Linked DNA regions of Homo sapiens: region 2 is linked to region 1. A link is an interaction called in ENCODE POLR2A ChIA-PET data of the cell type or tissue named here. Cell type or tissue: MCF 10A. All regions are shown on one strand. Links, peaks and the distances in the headings refer to the core of each region. The heading gives the core; the rest is flanking DNA. Region 1 overlaps PALLD (palladin, cytoskeletal associated protein). Region 2 overlaps PALLD (palladin, cytoskeletal associated protein).

What was found. Peaks named below come from ENCODE experiments on the same cell type or tissue, not always from the same donor. Only the 100,000 strongest peaks of a DNase experiment are listed, where the experiment ranks them.
Region 2: POLR2A ChIA-PET joins it to region 1 with 10 read pairs; 5 of 35 experiments call an interaction of 5 or more read pairs at or near these places.

The regions. Positions count from the first base shown.
Region 1 is chr4:168,652,323-168,661,430 of GRCh38, reverse strand. The region is part of intron 2 of PALLD (palladin, cytoskeletal associated protein); the gene reads right to left. The region is part of intron 2 of LOC124900808 (a long non-coding RNA gene); the gene reads left to right. Among named protein-coding and RNA genes, the nearest start is that of PALLD-AS1, 8.3 kb to the right of the region's middle. In MCF 10A, for the core only: no CTCF peak of the experiment used is centred there; DNase peaks (open chromatin) are centred at 4,980, 6,720 and 7,020.
Region 2 is chr4:168,599,434-168,608,541 of GRCh38, reverse strand. The region is part of intron 2 of PALLD (palladin, cytoskeletal associated protein); the gene reads right to left. The region is part of intron 1 of LOC124900807 (a long non-coding RNA gene); the gene reads left to right. Among named protein-coding and RNA genes, the nearest start is that of PALLD-AS1, 45 kb to the left of the region's middle. In MCF 10A, for the core only: no CTCF peak of the experiment used is centred there; DNase peaks (open chromatin) are centred at 2,951, 3,791, 7,171 and 7,581.

The DNA of each region.
Region 1 (9,108 bases), core at 427-8,426:
CATCAATCAATTATTCATTCATTCATCAAGGGGCTTTTTTCACTTCAACCGCAATGCAGGAATCGACTGGAAGCATAGATGTCAGCTAAGCCAGGTTTCTTAGTTCATGAGACTAGTAGCAGGGGCTAACGGAGAAGAAAATCCAATTGTAGACATAAGGAAATACAATGACTATATTTTACCTAATGAGCTTAGATTTTTCCATCACATAGAAACCTGTATTGCACCAGGCATGGTGGCTCAAGCCTGTAATCCCAGCACTTTGGGAGGCCGAGGCGGGCAGATCACAAGGTCAGGAGTTCAAGCAAGACCAGCCTGGCCAGCATGGTGAAACCCCGTCTCTACTAAAAATACAAAAATTAGCCGGGCATGGTGGTGCATGCCTGTAGTCCCAGCTACTCAGGAGGCTGAGGCAGGAGAATGGCGTGAACCCGGGAGGTGAAGGTTGCAGTGAGTCAAGATCGTGCCACTGCACTCCAGCCTGGGTGACAGAGCGAGACTCTGTCTCAAAAAAAAGGAAAAAAAAAAAAGAGGAAGAAGAAAGAAACTTGTACTGCTTCAAAAATCTTTCAAAGTTGGGTATAGCTTCATACTTACAGATTAAGTTTCTTTGGATATAATACTCAAGTTGAAGTCAATTTGTTGGAGAGGAGATAATATTCTCCAGTATTGAATTTTCCTTGTTCATAAAGGATTATAGTACATAAAAGGAAAAAGGATTGTAACATTATAGTTCTGTAAGATGGCATATTTCTTTATACTATTCTGTGCTGGGATTTTGAAATTGTTTTTTATAAATATGTATACGTACACATACATATGTGTGTGTGTGTGTGTATTGTTGTTGTTGCATAATGATTCCTCCCTCCCCGTAAGGATTTTCCAAACATTCCAGCTTAAAAATTAGATGGTGCCAAAAATTCAAGGATCACATTATCGCACTAGCAGGATGTGGCTGGATTGAAATTCAAGAAGATGTTTTACATGAAAATGTTCAATATGTAATTGTTCACTTTCTACATTTCAAGGTGAGGTTAAATGTGACTGCTGACTTGGTCTGAGTCCAGTTGTTAAAGGAGAGTGGCTGCATCTGTCCACAGTCCTAGGGCCTTTTTGGTTAGGGATCAAAGGGTCAGGAGGATAATTAAAATCAAGGGGCTGCAGCTGCTTCAGACCAAATGGCTGTCCTTGAAAACCACCAGTCACTTCCATTCTTGGGTGGTGTAAGAACATTTAAAAATTCACCTCCCTGACGTGGTCTACTAATATCTTTCTCTTGTGATCCTGGCAACTGGCAGTGGGGCTCTGAACTGTATACTGGAGCTGCAGTACACATCTGGGAATGCTCAGAACACTCCGATTCTCCAAGATAGGGTCATGGGTGTTGATTTTTATGATAATAAATTCATGATTAATGAAAGGAACCAACAAATCACTGCAAAGTCTAAGATACACTTTCTAGTATAGACTACAAATAGCTTATGTTAAAAAATCACATATGGCATTGCTTGGCTTACAAGTTGACTAGCAGTATCTATTTTAATACTAACACTTAGCAGGAAATATAGATTTTATGAGTGACAGTTTCTTTTGGCTATCTTTATTTTATTGAACCACAACTACGTATCATGAAAATTCTCTGTGCACTGTATTTTAAACATGTGGCTTTTAAAATGAAACAAATCTGACTTATAACGCTTATAAAGTTTCATCAGTGAATCTTGGCTAATGTTCTCCAACTTTGCTAAGCAAAATGGTAAATGTTAAAAGCCAGTTAATGGAAACAATCAGGTGCTTATTAAATAAAAGCCTTTAAAAACTGTTGAGTCTTTATTTTCTCCTTTAAATCAATTCCTTTATGCTCAAGGGGAAACAAGGTTATGTTGAAAGATGTCTCTCCATTTCTTCCTCACAACTTCACTGATTTGTGCTTCCTGACAAAATGTATCTTCAAAGGGATGTCACGGGTGATTTCAGGATGGCAAATTTAGCCCCCAGCTGCCTCCTCCTCCCAAAGCACATGCAACCACATGGCTTCATGAAGTCCATACTTGAAGAAAACTGAAGCAACCAGTTTCTGTAATGGTATAATAATGAAAATAAAGGGTAGGAAAAAACCCCAGAGAGATAAGTGCTTCAGCAATGGTTATATTTTCCAGGTGTTCCTTTTCCTCAAAGGAATGGCAGTGGTCTGCCACGAACTGGAGAACCACCAAAACGAAATTTGAAAGTGATGCCCAAGATAAGTTTTGTTGCTGCCTAAGCTCCAAGTCAGGCCATCTATAAGTATTGCATTTCATACATCCACAATGAAACACTAATTAATTTTTATGGAGTATTTTTTGTCTGGTCACCAAAGATTTCTTAATTTTTTACATGTGTTCACATTAACCACATGACACACTATGTTTATTCTGTCATGTGGACTTATAGGCAGACCGAAGTGAAATTAATCGTTGTCTAAATTTACTATGGCTATAATTTCATGACTGCTTAGCTCGAAGGCCAATAGCTAAATTTGTGTGGACAACAGATGTACTTTAACCTTATGGCCCCAAAGAGACCAATAAATAGATTGGCTTTTTGAAATTCAAAGCCCAGGAAATAATAAAATAGAATTTGAACCAAAACCAGATTCATGTCTAGCAAGTCTTTCCTCAAATAACCACTTTATCTCCTAAGGAAAAAGGATAAAATAGAAGGATGGACCAGCCCAGATAAAACTCAACTACAAAAATGATTTTATCTTGCCTTTTTTTTTTCTTTTTGACCATGAGAGGTAGCTTAGTGTCTGACACTAGGAATATACAGATATTTATTTACCATCTTTTAAAAACAAATACAGGCTGGGCATGGTGGCTCACGCCTATAATCCCAGCACTTTAGGAGGCCAAGGTGGAAGGATCACTTCAGCCCAGGAGTTAGAGACCAGTCTGGGCAAGATGACAAGACCCTGTCTCTACAAAAAAAATTTGAAAACTAACTGGGCATGGTGGCACGTGTCAGTAGTCCCAGGTACTCAGGAGGCTGAGGTGGGAGGATCACTTGAGCCCAGGAATTCGAGGCAGCAGTGAGCTATGATTGTGCCACTGCACTCTAGCCTGAGTGACAAAGCAAGATCTCATCACAAAAAAAAAAAAAAAAACCAAATAAAAACCCACCACCAACAAAAAACCAAAACCTATAAAAATAGATAAGTGAAATCTACTAAATATCTGTGCTGCCAGAAGCTATTAAAATCTTAGATTGCTTCTAATATTTTCCTCATTGTTGATGCAGTGGAAAGGACCTAGGACTTGGAGTCAGCAGTTCTGATGAAGCAGCCTCATTGTCTGGGGTAAATACCTGGGGTTCGTCGTTGTTTTGCACCAAAAAGATGAAGGACATGGACACACACAAGGAGTGGGTTTAGAAGCAAAGGTTTAATAGGCGAAAGAAAGATAAAGGAGAACAGCTCTCTCTCTTTTTTTGAGACAGAGGGGCTCCCGAATGGGAGTGCACTGGATTTTATAGGCAGGTTTGAGGTGGTGGTGTCCGATTTACGTAGGGCCCACAGATTGGTTGGACCAGGTGTGACGTTTTGGGAAGGCTGGCCACCCCACCCTAATCTTATTATGCAAATGGGCTTTCCACTTGGCTAGCCCATGTCATCTGCTCCTTACTGTACATGTGGCTGGCAAAGAAAAGGGAAGGTGGAGCTGCCATTTTGAACATGCCTAGTCTCAGGTGCCTGTTCCTATTGGCACAACTGCTGGCATTCACCCATGCAAGCTTCCCGCTTGCTTGTCTGTGTCTGCAGCTCAATTTTACAGGCTGCTCGTTAGTATAATTTTGGGGCTGCTTTTCATTAAAAGGAAAACCTTACCAAGGACTCCTATACCCTCACTATCTGCCTAAATAATTTCTTCTTAACTCTTATATCACTGAGTTCCAGTTTTGCCTGGTCCATAGATCAACTAAGTTGACTGTGGTCCAGTCAGTCTCTCATTTGGGGTTATAGTTTCCTTATTCGTGAAATGCAAGGAATGGGCTAAGACTAGAGTTTCCTCAAATGTGTACCAAGAAACTAGTTCTGTAGCAAGTTGACAGATAACATTGAAAAGGTTTCTGTGGCCAAATAGGTTTACCAAGCACTGGGTTAAACAAAGTTAAACATCTGTCAGAAAGTTAAACAGAACTTTTTAGAGCTCTGTGCCAATATACACTGAATTTCTGAGAGAGAAATATGGCAGGCATCATTCTCAATCTTACTGGACCATGGAACATGTGTTCTGTGAATCATGTTGAAGGATCAGTGTTCTGGGAACACATTTTGAAAACACTGGGTTGGATTATCACTAAAACCTCATCTGGCTCTATGGTGGTGACATTTAATACCTAGCATACATTTTACAACTAGCTTTTCCAGAGCTTATGGCAGACATCAGTAATACGGCAAGCCCTATATCCCATTGATCCCCAACTCGGTTTCAGAGTCCTTCTCCAGTGATGCTAGGGGCAGCCACTACCAACCAATTAGTGTTGGCCCCTGAGTTGAAACATATTTGCTATGCCTGTTTTAACAGTCTATGTTTACGTATAATTTTCTTACACAGGAATTAATGTGAAATGTTGATTTCTAATCTCTCACGTATCCTTGACCGTTAATTCCAAGAATTTTCTGTTTTTTTAAATAAGCTGCCATTTGGGCATGGCACATGAAAATACTGGATTTCCCCCCACAATCTGGATATGCAGGGTAAACATATATTGCCCAAGCCGGGACATTTCTGAGGATGAAATAAATAGGTAACCATTGATAATTATAGGAATAAATAATAACTGTTTCGGGTAAACTAGGATGGGCAGTTGTCCTACTTACAGCTCATTGCAAGAGCAACTAAAAAATGTCGTTTTGGCACTAATGAATATTATGGCTTTTTGCAAATGTGACTCATTCCCATGAGTAGACAGGAGTACATTTCACAATACGTGAAGGAAAAAAAGGTTCCCACCCCATCTGTCACTCATTCACAAATTCTCAAGTTACACTTGTTAGCTAAAAAAATAGATTCATCCTCACCAATTCCCTATGCAAGTACAAAAATAAGTCAGCATGACCTGACAAGCCACACTTCAAAGTTACCTACATTGTGAAAATTTGTATTGAATGCTTTCAAGGCTCCAAAGCGTTGGGGGTGGGGGGTGGGGGGGTGGAGAATGGATTATAGAGAGCTGAGAATGAGAAATTGCATACATAAATCAGCTAGAGGTGCACATTCAGCTATTCTGTTGCTACAATTACAGCAGGTAATTATTAGCTATTGTTGTAACTTGGATTACATTCCAAATGGGATAAAATGGGAGATGCTTTATCAGACAATGCTGTCAGTCTTCTGTGCATTTGGAACCTGTCCACTGAAATACAATGATCCCCTCAGAATTATGAAACTCCAAAGGACTAAAGTCAAACTAGGCAAAGGGGCCACAGCTCCTATTGGTGTCTTCGACTCTATGGAATTGCAGAAACCCACGTAAAACAGTTCATGTACGGACTCCTAGAATGCCCAGCAGTTAGTTCTTTGCATTTAACAAACAATTACATCCAATACAACTTTTTTCCTTAGCAATGGAAGAACTTTCCCCAAAGTCAAAGGACAGGAGATGTCCCTCAAAATTTCCCCGAGTTCATTAGTGAAACCCCCAGTTCCTTGCCTTAATCTATGTAATCACGACTAAGAATATGGGAGGAGAAAACTGAATGGAAGAAGAGATTGAGAATGAGAGGAAAATGCCTTACTTTTGGAAAAAGCTAAAACTTTAGAATTCAAAAGGCTTCGCTTCTTTATTTTTCATCTGTTCTCCAAATGATGCTTCAGTTGGTTGAGGCTCCCTCCACAGAGCCAAGTTCAATTGCTCAGGGCAAGGAGGACAGCCAGATTTGGTGGTGATTCTGTCAGAGGCTGAGGAAGAGCCTCCCTTTGCAGAGTCCTGGCTCTAGTCTAATCTAATGGTGTTCAAATGTGGCTAGTGTGGTCTCTGAGGAACCACAAAACAGGCATCTCAAACAGGGCATGAGTGCACACGAACTTAAAACTGTAAACTGCCCCGTCAGTCAATAATTGTATGTACAGAAATGGATTCACTTTCTTTTTCAAGGGTTTTCCCAGCTAACTCCTTTCAAAGCCACCCTCCTTCCCGAATGCTTTTCCCTTGTTCTTATTCTGTGTTCCTTCTAGAAGTTCATGTTTAGAGGTCAGCTTTCCAAGGAGAGCTATGATAAATGAAGTATCCACTGAGGAGAGAACTCTTTTAATTTGATAATGAAACATTAGAGGTAGAAGGAATTATATTCTTAGCAGGTAGCACTTATGGACCTTGCACCAACTATTCTGGCTAAAATTGTGAATGTCTTCATTTTTTAAAAAAGTGAAATTACACTATTACACACACACACACACACACAAGTAGCCATATACATATATGCCTGGATTTAACATCTGACACACTCCTTGAATCAAGTTCCTGAAAGATTTGCAAACATTCTGCAAATGCTGCCTCCTTTTCTTGTTCTAGTTACACAGGTAATTCTCTAAGTAACACCTGTCCTCCTCCCAACCATTTTGATCAAATACATACTTTTGACTGTGTAGACAAGTGAGCTGTTGTCCAAGAAGGCTGCCTCCACTGCTTCCCCTGAGAGCCTGGTTATGCAGAGCTGCAGCAGAGCGGGGAGGGGCCTCAGGTGTGTGAGCAAGAACAGGAAGTCAGGACTAATTACACCTTGTTTTATTTGGCCATTTGAATAACGAATAAAATGCCATGTTTCATTTCAGTTGGTTTTTCACAGCAAATTGCCTAAGGCTGACATTTCATTCTATTAATAATAGACTAGATTTTGTTTTTAAAAGTAGGAAAACTAATGTTATCACTTGATACAGATTTAGATCTTTTTCTTTGAAAAATACAGTTTTCGTTATGTCATGATGAAAATGTTCTTCTTTCTGACACAATTAGAGCCTCACTACCTGGCTACAGTCCATCATTTTGTGCTTATATCCTGTATGCCCTAAAGCAACTGTGATCTCACAATGCACAACTTTTAAAAATTGGCTTCAGAGGCACTTAGAGACTTGGCAAAAGACAAAAAAATACACATAACACCCCTTCCCTCCTCCCCAAAAAAAACAACTCTAAAGCTATTACATGGTGTGGTGGGGAAGAGGTGGAATTAGAAAAAAAGGATTTAGCATATGATATTTACTAGTTGCAGGAAATTATAATCGTTCCTTTGTTTGCATAAGCAAATAAAAATGTGTATTTTTGTGTTTAAAATTATCACTGATGAGCCATGTGTAGTCCCAGCTACTTAGAAGGCTGAGGTTGAAGGATTGCTTGAGCCCAGGAGTTTGAAGCCAGCCTGGGCAACACAGTGAGACTCTGTGTCTTAAAAAAAAAATAACTGATCTCATGCCTGTAATCTCAGCACTTTGGGAGGTCGAGGTGGGCGGATCATGAGGTCAGGAGATCGAGACCATCCTGGCTAACATGGTGAAACCCTGTCTCTACTAAAAATACGAAAAATTAGCTGGGCATGGTGGCGGGTGCCTGTAGTCCCAGCTACTCAGAAGGCTGAGGCAGGAGAATGGCGTGAACCCGGGAGGCAGAGGTTGCAGTGAGCTGCACTCCAGCCTGGGAGTCTCCAGATGAGACTCTGTCTCAAAAAAGAAAGAAAGAAAGAAACAAACAAACAAACAAGCAAACGATAATGACTATACGTGTTTGCTGTGAAGGAAAAGAACAGCATACTCAAAGGTTGTCTTGTGGATCAATGTTCTAATTATCAGAGCCCAATATGTGTATAGCCGAAGAGCTAGATAATGTGATTTCTGCCTCAGCCATATCTCTCCTTGGGGTTGCCAAGAACTGTCTGTCATAAGGAGGACAGGTCAACAGCTTTCAAGTCTGTGTACATTGTGAGAAAGTGTTTCCCCACTACCTTACCATTCTGGCAATTTATAGATGTTGGGAAAATTAAAAATTAATCTGTACTAGAAAAAGGTGGAGAGGTCCATCCTATATGTAAATACTATTTACACACCTGCCTTTTTGCAATTCCTTTGGGCAAGAATGATCATAGTCTCCCTATAGCCTTTAGTGTTCCACTGATCCGCTGTTTTTCCAGGTTGTTTGAAATTGGACGTAAAAATAGTTGTCTGGGTACTATGTTAGGTCTATGTTGAAGGAATTAAAAAAAATTCCCTGAGGTTTCTTATGGCTAAAATTATTCCATATGTTCAAAGATGAAATAGATCAAAATGGCTTAGTGAGTTCCCTGTCACTAGATGCTCTGAAGAGGAAGAAATAATTGACAGAGGTGTTGTAAAGAAAATTCAAGAACTAGATGGATGATTCCTTGAGGGACTACGATGACTGGTGCTATCATTTTTCTTTTCTTTTAGCAAGCATGACAACTGACGGCTGAAAGTGGGACAAATCATCTAATGCCTGGTGTGCTGAACACTAAAGAATGGCACAGTCCTCTTAATTATGATGCATTTATTAGATTAGGCTAATTTAATTAAGATAATGCTGGAGATTTCCAGGGGCTTTCTAATTAGGATGGTTTATTGGGGACACACTAGCTGTAAAATGGAGCTTAGATTCAGCACACACACACAAAAATACTATGATGTTTCCCTGTTTGCATCACAAAATATATTTTAAATAATGCTTTCATTCTTTGAACGAAAACCTGAATCAACATCTCACATTTCCTCTCCTAGGAAAGCTTTCTAAACTTAATCATATTCATTCGTAACTTCCTTTGTACTAAAGTTTCCAATGTTTCTTCCCAAGGTTCATGTTTTAGCCTTATTTCATTGACGTAGAACCTCTAACTTTAAAATGTTTGTGTTAACCTGCACGTTGTGCACATGTACCCTAGAACTTAAAGTATAATTAAAAACATATAAAAAATAAAAAAATAAAAATGTGTTAGAAAATTACATGCTAAATTCAGATCCAATGTGGTGTAATTTAATTTTTCAAAGGCCCATTTGAGAGCTTTGAAGAGATTTTTAAAACGCTATTTAACCAAAGAATCAGTTTCATGAAATTTATTTTCAC
Region 2 (9,108 bases), core at 454-8,453, 53 kb after region 1:
ATTCCTCTTCTAGCCGCTTCAAGAAACTTCAATGAACGCTTACATTATGTATTGCAAGAATTTTGGATATGGATTCATGTTTCTTTGGGAAGTGATGTCATACTGATGTAGGTCATGAAGTCTCAGTCTCATGAAGACCAACACTATAATATGTCCTGAAAATTTTATCATTTAAAAGGAGACTAAAACCGTCTTGAGATGCAAATGGGGGGCTCATTGGATGAGCTCATTGGCAGGGCTTGCTATGAGCAGGCTTCAGATTCATGCCTCTGAGAAACGGCAGACCACTTTAGTTATAAAGCATGGAGTTACTCACAGGAATGGGCTCCTATTTATCTGCTCAAGCATCTCTCTTTCTGCACCACATATTTATAGGTTGCCAGCGCTGCTCCCAATGCGACCCTGCTCTACAGCCACAGCGATTGTTTAACTAAACAGGTGGACCAACCAAGGTCTCTTCTTTGGAATTGTAAAAACGGGACCTACTGAACAAGAGCCAGCTCTTTAAGTGGTGGGACCTATAAAATGCAAACTTGTGAGCAGCTGGTAGCCATATTTCCAGCCCCTTGGACTGCAGGAACAGAGTAAGATTGGCAGCAAAGACAGGGAGGCAGAGGGCAGAATCCCAACAGTGTAGAGTGCCTTGTTACCATTTGTTTCTGAGGCCTGGTTTCTGAACCCTGTCTTTCATTTCTCTTACCCTAATAATACTCTTTTATTTTTGCTTATGCTAGCTCAGGTGGATTTTCTTTTCCTTGCAGCCAATTTTTTTTTTTCCAGAAAACACTCACAAATAATTAGCATTATAGAGGAACAGAATAACAGCATGACAGCCTCAACTACTTGGCTATCAAATTACCTTAGTTCTGTGGTCTCCAACAAATTACTTCAACTTTCTCTTTCCTCAATTGTTAAATGGAGATCAAGTTTGTTGAAATAATCAAAAGTGCCAATAACACAGGTAAAGCACTCAGAACAGTGTCTGGCTCTCAATAAATATTATCTGTTATAAGTATTATGGATATATAACTATCAAAGCCTGGAATACAAGGGTCCGCTGTAGTTGATTATTCAATTCTTACAGAAAAAAAGCTCACACCGAGTGCCAAAATTACATGAGTCGACAAAATTACATGAGTCAGAACAGTAATCAATCAGTTACACCTCCGGTCACTGTGTGTTTTGTACTTCCCAGTTCCCTCTGTCATTGTTTGTTTTTTAATAAACTACATTAAGTGTGGTGGGAATGAAAGGGGAGACAGGCAGATGCTCCAAAGAATATGAGGGAGGGAATCTGCTTTCATTATCATTCTAAATTTATTTCCGCAGATATGACTTATCATCTGCACTGTCTCTTCTTCCTTTCACTCCCTCCTTTGTACCATTCATATCATACCTTTTCTCAACTTCCTTGCAAGCACCTATATATAATGTTCCCCTGTCAACTCCCATCCCCATCTCCCAGCCCCCGTGCCTTTTGTATCTTAGGTTCTTAGCATAGGTTAGTGAAACACATACAAAATATGATTTTACCTTTCTCCCTCATCTTAAAGAAAAATGGCCGGCCTATCTTGCATCTTGTTTACATCTTAAATTTTGGAACTCAATGTTATGAGCAAGAGAAAATCTCAGCTTGTGCCTCAAGATGGCTCCTCTGATCTCAGGAAGGCCTAGGGGCCATGTGGGTTTTGCTGGCCCTCAGTGTATTCATGGGTGTTCCCACCCCAGGCTCTGAAGATGATGGCAGTAGGGATTCAAAGGGGACACTAGACTGCTGGGGTGTTCAGCCACCAAGCTCTTGTCTTTTTCGAGAACATGTAGTTTATATGAGGAAACTGACTCTGAGAAAGCTTGATCTTTTTTTTTTTTTTTTTTTTTGAGACGGAGTCTCGCTCTGTCCCCCAGGCTGGAGTGCAGTGGGCTCACTGCAAGCTCCGCCTCCCAGGTTCAAGCCATTCTCCTGCCTCAGCCTCCCGAGTAGCTGGGATTACAGGTGACCGTTACCATGCCCAGCTAATTTTTTGTATTTTTAGTAGAGACGGGGTTTCACCGTGTTAGCCAGGATGGTCTCGATCTCCTGACCTCGTGATCCACCCTCCTCGGCCTCCCAAAGTGCTGGGATTACAGGCCTGAGCCACCACGCCTGGCCAGGAAGCTTAATCTTAAGTGAAGGGCACTGCTTCAACTCCAGCTGACGCGGGGCAAGTAGGGCATAGCTGAGCTGTTGTCCTGGGTGGCGAGGGTCTGAAAGCAGCAGCCACCACTGGCACTAAAATAAATTACAGGCACAAAGAGGAAAGTAACAACAACAACAACAATAAAGTGTCCAAAAATCACACGTAAGGATGCTCAACTTCCCTGATAATCAAAGAGACACAAACTAAAACAACCATAAGTTTCTGTTTTTGCCTCCCATACTAGTAAAGATTAAAACAACTTCTAATTCACTTTACAGGCAAGGACACAGAGAAAGAGGACTACTTATAGGAATATAAGTTAATACAAGCCTTACAGAAGGTACTTTAGCAATGATTGTAGAAATTTAAAATATAGATGCCCTTTAATGAAAAAAAGAGATTTCTAGAAATTTGCCCTAAAAAAAAATTGGGCAAACTCTTAAAAAAAAGGATAAAAATCTATATTGACATTGGCGTAGCCCAAGTCTGCAAACCAAAATACAAGCAGTGAATTCTTCTGGTGGCAAGAATTCCTTCAATATATAATATCTTTTACACTACTTACAAATTTTTGTGAGAAGAAAACCATTTTATGTCTATTTATTTTTGGGGACTACTGGTAGAGGTGATAGCATGGGTGGTAGCAGCTACAGAGACTGGGTAGAACAAACATGCTAGCCGCTGGTCCGCAGATGCACCAAGCCCAGTGTGTCCAGACAGCTCTGCAGAGCCCACGTTCAGTCCAGGCTCCCCTGCCCAGTCTGTGAGTCATTCCCTGGATCCTGCTGACCAACATTGATCACAGTCCTCACATTTCCTTGCTTCAACATGGGCCTGTCTTCTAATGTCTTATGTGCTGGTCCCAAACAGCCAGCTGTATGGCAGTCATTGGTGGGGGCATTTTTTTCATGCTTAATTCTTTGAGATTTTTGGATCACTCATTGGAGACTAGATACTCAGTAGCTGGACATGAACATAACAGCAGTTTTTGGAGGCTTTTGACTTTATTTAGAATCACCTAGAAAACTTTTCACAAATACAGAAGTTCTATCCCTAGAGATTCTATCTAGTTGGTCCAGGGTGGGGTCTAGGCATCGGTATTTTTTTTTTTAATCCCCCAAATGAATTTAATGGGCAGCCAGGCTTGAGAACCACTGCTCCAGGGGCTGAAAACATAGGATCCAAGTCAGAGCACCAGGAGATTGATTAATTGGTTAGAATGACTTGAAGTGACCACCAGAAACATCACATTTGGAGCTCAGTTAATTACCCCCTTGATCACACTCTGCACCAGAGGGGCAGTTTATATTTGATATTCCAAAGAAGGTATCAGAGTACAAAGACTTCGACAAACACAAAACAAAAAAGCAAACTTGCTTTGTGGCGTTTTTCCTTTCTCCAGTTAACCAAAGTGGTAGCTGGAAGATCAAATATCCTTTGACCAATGTAATAGTATATCTTAACTCGCAGAAACAATAGAGCTTTACAGAAAACTCTATCAGTTGAGAACTTTGTTTCTTACCCTCTATTTAACACACTGAATAGGACTGAGTCTGCCAGGCATTCTCTCAGAAGCTCATTAGGTCTGTGTCGGAATTTTGGATGAGTCACCACCAGTGGCATTGTTAGGTAGCGAGCATTTCCCCAGTGGGATCCTTTCCAGTCACTGACAGCAGGAATTCTCAGAGACATGCACTTTATGTAACTTTCTTGCTATTAAATCCCATGCACTATTAATATTCATATTGCAACATAACAAACTTAAGCTTTATAGACATATGCTCTTTGTGTCTTCCAAATTCTCTGTATGCCTTAATCAAGCGTTGTTAGTCTGGTAATGTAACTATGCTCTATTTGTTATGTCTAGAGATGTTCAAATTCAGGCACTGTTATATCATTTTTGCAGATTGTTTGGCCGATTGTTAAACTGGCCATGTTACGTGTTCCATGTATGAGATTTTATGAGATTTTTCTGGGTGTTGTGTGTTTCATAGATAAATTGAGACATTTCCTTTGGTTAGGTACATTTCTTTCTTAAAGCAGAACTGAGAAACATAAAGATAATGGATATCTGGTTTACTCTTGGCCCCTATAGCTGTCCTTGATCCAGAGGAAAATTTGGCTTGTAATGAATTTCAAGTGTCTTTTTGTCCTTCTTGGTTTGTATAACACTACTGATGTTACTGTCTAACCTCTCAGCTTCTACAGAATTTGTCAGGCCTGTTTATTTTCTTTCCCTTCTTGTTTCTCACTGCAGCTCTCATGAATTACTTTCCTAAGGGAGAGTTTTCAGAGTTATTTTCAATTACTACACGAGAAGAAGCCTAATAATGTAGAATAGTTTTTTCCAGATTATGTTTCACGATTAATACCATGAGATATTTCTGGATATAAAAGGGATTTATACTCAAGTATGTTTGGGAAATGCTGCAGACTATCTTTCTACTTGGAGATTGATGAAGCACATTTGTGTATATCCATTCACTGAGATGTCTGCAATTTTTTAAAAAGAACTGTTTAATTTTTGTTTCATCCAAAATTTTCCAAACCACTTTTACTATGGAACCTTTTTGCATCCTGTGAACCTTTTGGGAAATATGGAAAGAATACACGAGTTCAAATTTTACCAGCTGTGTAACATTGGGCACAACGCTTAATTTTTTTGAACCTTACTTGCCTCATTTTTAACGAAGAGAATGACACCTATCCCTACCACCTTGCAAAAATGCATTGTAGCCTGAGGGCTACTATGAAAATAACAAGAAACATCCCCAACAAAACATAATGAACACATTTAAGCAGCTGTGCCTAACATAGAACAAGCTGTACTTTTCTGAATTTTGAAAAATAGGTCTTTCCTGAAGTTATTAAATGGTAATAAAATGTCATTGATAAAATTATACATTCATAATTAACTGGACACATTTTCATCTGTATAACATTTGATTACTCTTCTGCAAGTCTACTAAGGAGCATATCAACAGTCTTAAAGTACTTTATGATATAAAGTTTACAATATAAAGATTTTTAGATGAACAAAAAACTGCTGTATGTTTTCTCAGAAAAATAAATCCTGAGATACTTTTAATTATAACTTAGATCAAGAATATTTAAGTGGTCTATTAAAATGTTGATAAACACTGGAAGTTTTGATGGCAATGGGTTGCTTAGGATCTTTAAAAAATTCTCCATTGCCAGTCCTTAAATTAGAGATAAATATGTATTTGATAGAAACAATTTATATTTAGAGTGGTTAATCCATGACTGGGGTATCACTGCATAGTTTTAATACATTCAGGGCCAGGTATGATGGCTCACATTATAATCCCAGCACTTTGGGAGGCCAAGGTGGGAGGCTCGCTTGAGCTCAGGGGTTTAAGACCATACTGGGCAACAAAGCAAGACCTTTTCTCTGCAATTTTTTTTTTTTTAATTAGCTGGGCATGGTGGTGCCTGCTGCAGTCCCACCTACTCAGGAGGCTGAGGTGGGAGGATTGCTTGAGCCTGGGAGGTCGAGGCTGCAGTGAGCCATGATCATGCCACTGCACTCCAGCCTGAGTGACAGAGTGAGACCTTGTCTTTTTCTCTCTGTATATATTCAAGTTGGTATGTTTCTTTCCAAAGCCGCCCTCCAGGAACCATGTTTTTCTGCAGTTCTGTGGATACTAACAGTCCCTTACTTTTAAGGTAATTTATATTTTAGTTTTCCTTATAACATCTGAAATGGCTAAAATGGAGTCTGGAAATGAGTAGAGCAAAGCCAAACTTATCATACGCTGAGCAACAGAGCTAGAGTTCAGCCTGCTGAACACGGGCAAATCCCACTGTGCCTTCATACCTGGCAATATTTCTGCATGGCTTCATCTAATTAATGGAACTTTGCTCAGAGTTCACGTATGGAGTCTTTTGTATTCCCTGCTTCTCTGGGTTCCCTAGATCTGAACACATTTCTCTTTTGGCAGTTGTCACACTGGGTGATATTTGTTGATTTACCTGTTAACCATATCCCTGTACTCGAAGTCCTGGAATTCAGAGTCTATGTCTCAATCAGTGTTTGTTTCTAGTGTTTAACCCTTAGTAGGCATTCAACAAATGGTGGAATGGCTGGGTGAATAAGTGGTCTCCAAAGTGCCTGCCTGGCGAGTACATAACTCTCTTTTGACAGATATCTGTCCATTTCCAAATCTCACCCTGAAGGGTTTTTGACGCTTAGTTGCCATGCTTTGGACCTTGTGACCCTGCACTCTTGCCCTGACTGGCCAGACCAACTGTCTGACTCAAACATTAATATCTGCAGACTCACCGGAGTCACAAGAGTGCTCTATGCTGGATGGTGGTTGCCCGGCCCCATTATCCCCTCCTGTCTTGGTTAGATTGAGTGGTTAGAAAGTAGAGAGGCTCTGGAAGTTGGCCCTTAGAAGGCAGAAGTTATGCCATGAAACACCAAATAGAGGGAAGGTAGATAAGAGGTAGGAGGAAATACTGAAGGGATAGAAAAGTAGAGATGAGGGGTCATGAGCTCATTAATAAACTCGTGCTTTTGGATCTCGAAGAGCTACCCTTGGCCCCTGGAGCCCCTGAAATATTCTTTTCCAGCAAGGAATGAATTCCCATTTCTCCAAATCAAGCTGTGCAATTGCTGAGATTTTGCTTTCTTTGATATCTCCTGTGTCCTTGCATTCAACTTCTGTTATTTAAGCTAACCTGGGCATGTTAGATTATCAGACAACTTATTTTTATTCTTTTTTTTAATACAGATCAGGAAGCGGAGGGTTGGATCTATTCAGAGAGAGGAATGGAGTTTGATTTGGCTTTGTGCATGTGAATTTTCTCTAGAGTAAGCCCAAAGTCCTAAGGCAGGTTTGTCAATGTGGTCCTGAATCAGGATTGTGTGTGGCTGGTGGTGACGGTGGTAGTGGTGGAGGGTGGTTCTCTCTAACAGGCTATTCATGGCATTCTACGCATTGAAGTTTATGAATCATTGCTTTCTGATGACATACAAATTGAGCTAATGCCTTGAGGTCTTCTGGACCAAAGGTGACCAAAATGACCATAATGAGTCTTATTCACCTGGGGGCCATTTGTGCACAAGCTGTTCTCTAAAACAAGGCATTCAGTCTCCCGGGATGTGAGAGATGCCTCTTTCCCTCTATGTGCAATCTAATGTGCCTATAGATAGATTTTTTTACTGAATTAACAAATTTCTTAAAAAGCTAGGAATTTTGGACCTATGTTACAACTAGCTAAGATTTTTTTTTTTAAAGAAGAGCCTAAGGCAAATCCAAACTTGCAGAAGAAAAAACACTGAGACACAAGGAAATAGCAATAAATCATTGATTTCTTAATATCCTTGCATCATTTAGAATATTATGCTAAAGACAGCTCACTGGCAAGCCTGGACGTTCCCCTCTCTCCCCAGGCAAAGTTGACATTGCACCATAGATATCACAGCCGTCTTTAGGAGTTACCTTTTTCTTTTTAAGGAAGACACTCTTGCAAGTATTCTAGAGTACTCCCATCATTCTCTCCTGAGATGACTAGAAGTCTTTTAGTCTCTTGTGCCCTGTTGGTAACTGCTTGCAGTCTAGACTTTCTTTGCATCCTCTCTTTAATCATGATGCTGCCCCCCAATATAAAACTATTCTGATTTTTGAACAAAATATACTAAAATGGTTCTGATTACTCAATCATCATTATATTTAATTATGTTAAGGCATTATTTAAGAAATCCTGAGAAATTCTGGGTTCATGTTTTTCCTAAAGTTCTGGTCACAGATTGTGATTAAAATAGAGGAATAAAAAACAAGACCTCACCTAAAAGCTAAAAATGGTATATATGATTTGCAAGCAGGGGTTCTCAAATATTTTCATTTATTTATTGCTTTAAAAAGATGAGTTTAAAGAGGGAAAGTAATTTAAGCATGAGAAGTCATAGAAATTGATTTGAGCAGCAGCTATAATTTTTTATTATGAAAGTAAAACATTTTGCTTAAAAGGGGGAGAGGAATAGAGTAAAAATAGACAAATTTTTATAAGTAGAAGTCCTCTGTCCTTTTAGTCTAATCCCCAAAAATAGCCACTAGGAATGGTAGAACATGTAACTGTTGAAAAATCTGTATAAATATAATATGTAAACTAAATTGTGGCCAAACTATTAATACACACACACGCACACCGTTTATATATGTATACACACACAAACACAGTTTATATAGTGTATATGTATATATGTGTGTATACACATGTATGTATATATATGTGTGCATACACATGCATGTATATATGTGTGTGTATACACATGTATGTATATATGTGTGTATACACATGTATGTATGTGTGTGTACACACATGTATGTATATACGTGTGTGTATACACATGTATGTATATATGTGTGTGTATACAATACACACATATTTGAAAAAGTCTAAAACAGTGCATGTGTATATATATGTGTGTGTGTGTGATATACACACACATGCACTGTTTTAAACTACTTTTTCAAATTGAAATACAACTTGGATAAATTTCATGGTTACATACATAGAAAGATTTAACTTATTCTTTTTATTTTATTTTAAAAATTTCTATAGACACAGGTTCTGGCTATGTTGCCCAGTCAGGAGTGCAATGGCTATTCACTGATGCAGTCACAGTGTACTACAACCTTGAACTCATGGCCTCAAATGATCCTCCTGCCTCAGCCTCCAGTAGCTAGGACTACAGGTGTGTGTCACCATGCCTGGCTAACTTGCTCTTTTTAATAACTACATAGCATATTATATTGTTGATATCCATTATTACTTGCACTATTCTCCCACTTACGGCATTTCCATTTTTTCATCTGTTACAAACAATGCTTCATTGAATATTTTTGTACAAAATGTTTTGTTTGTCTGTGACAGTCTATCTGTAACAGTGAATTAGTAGAAG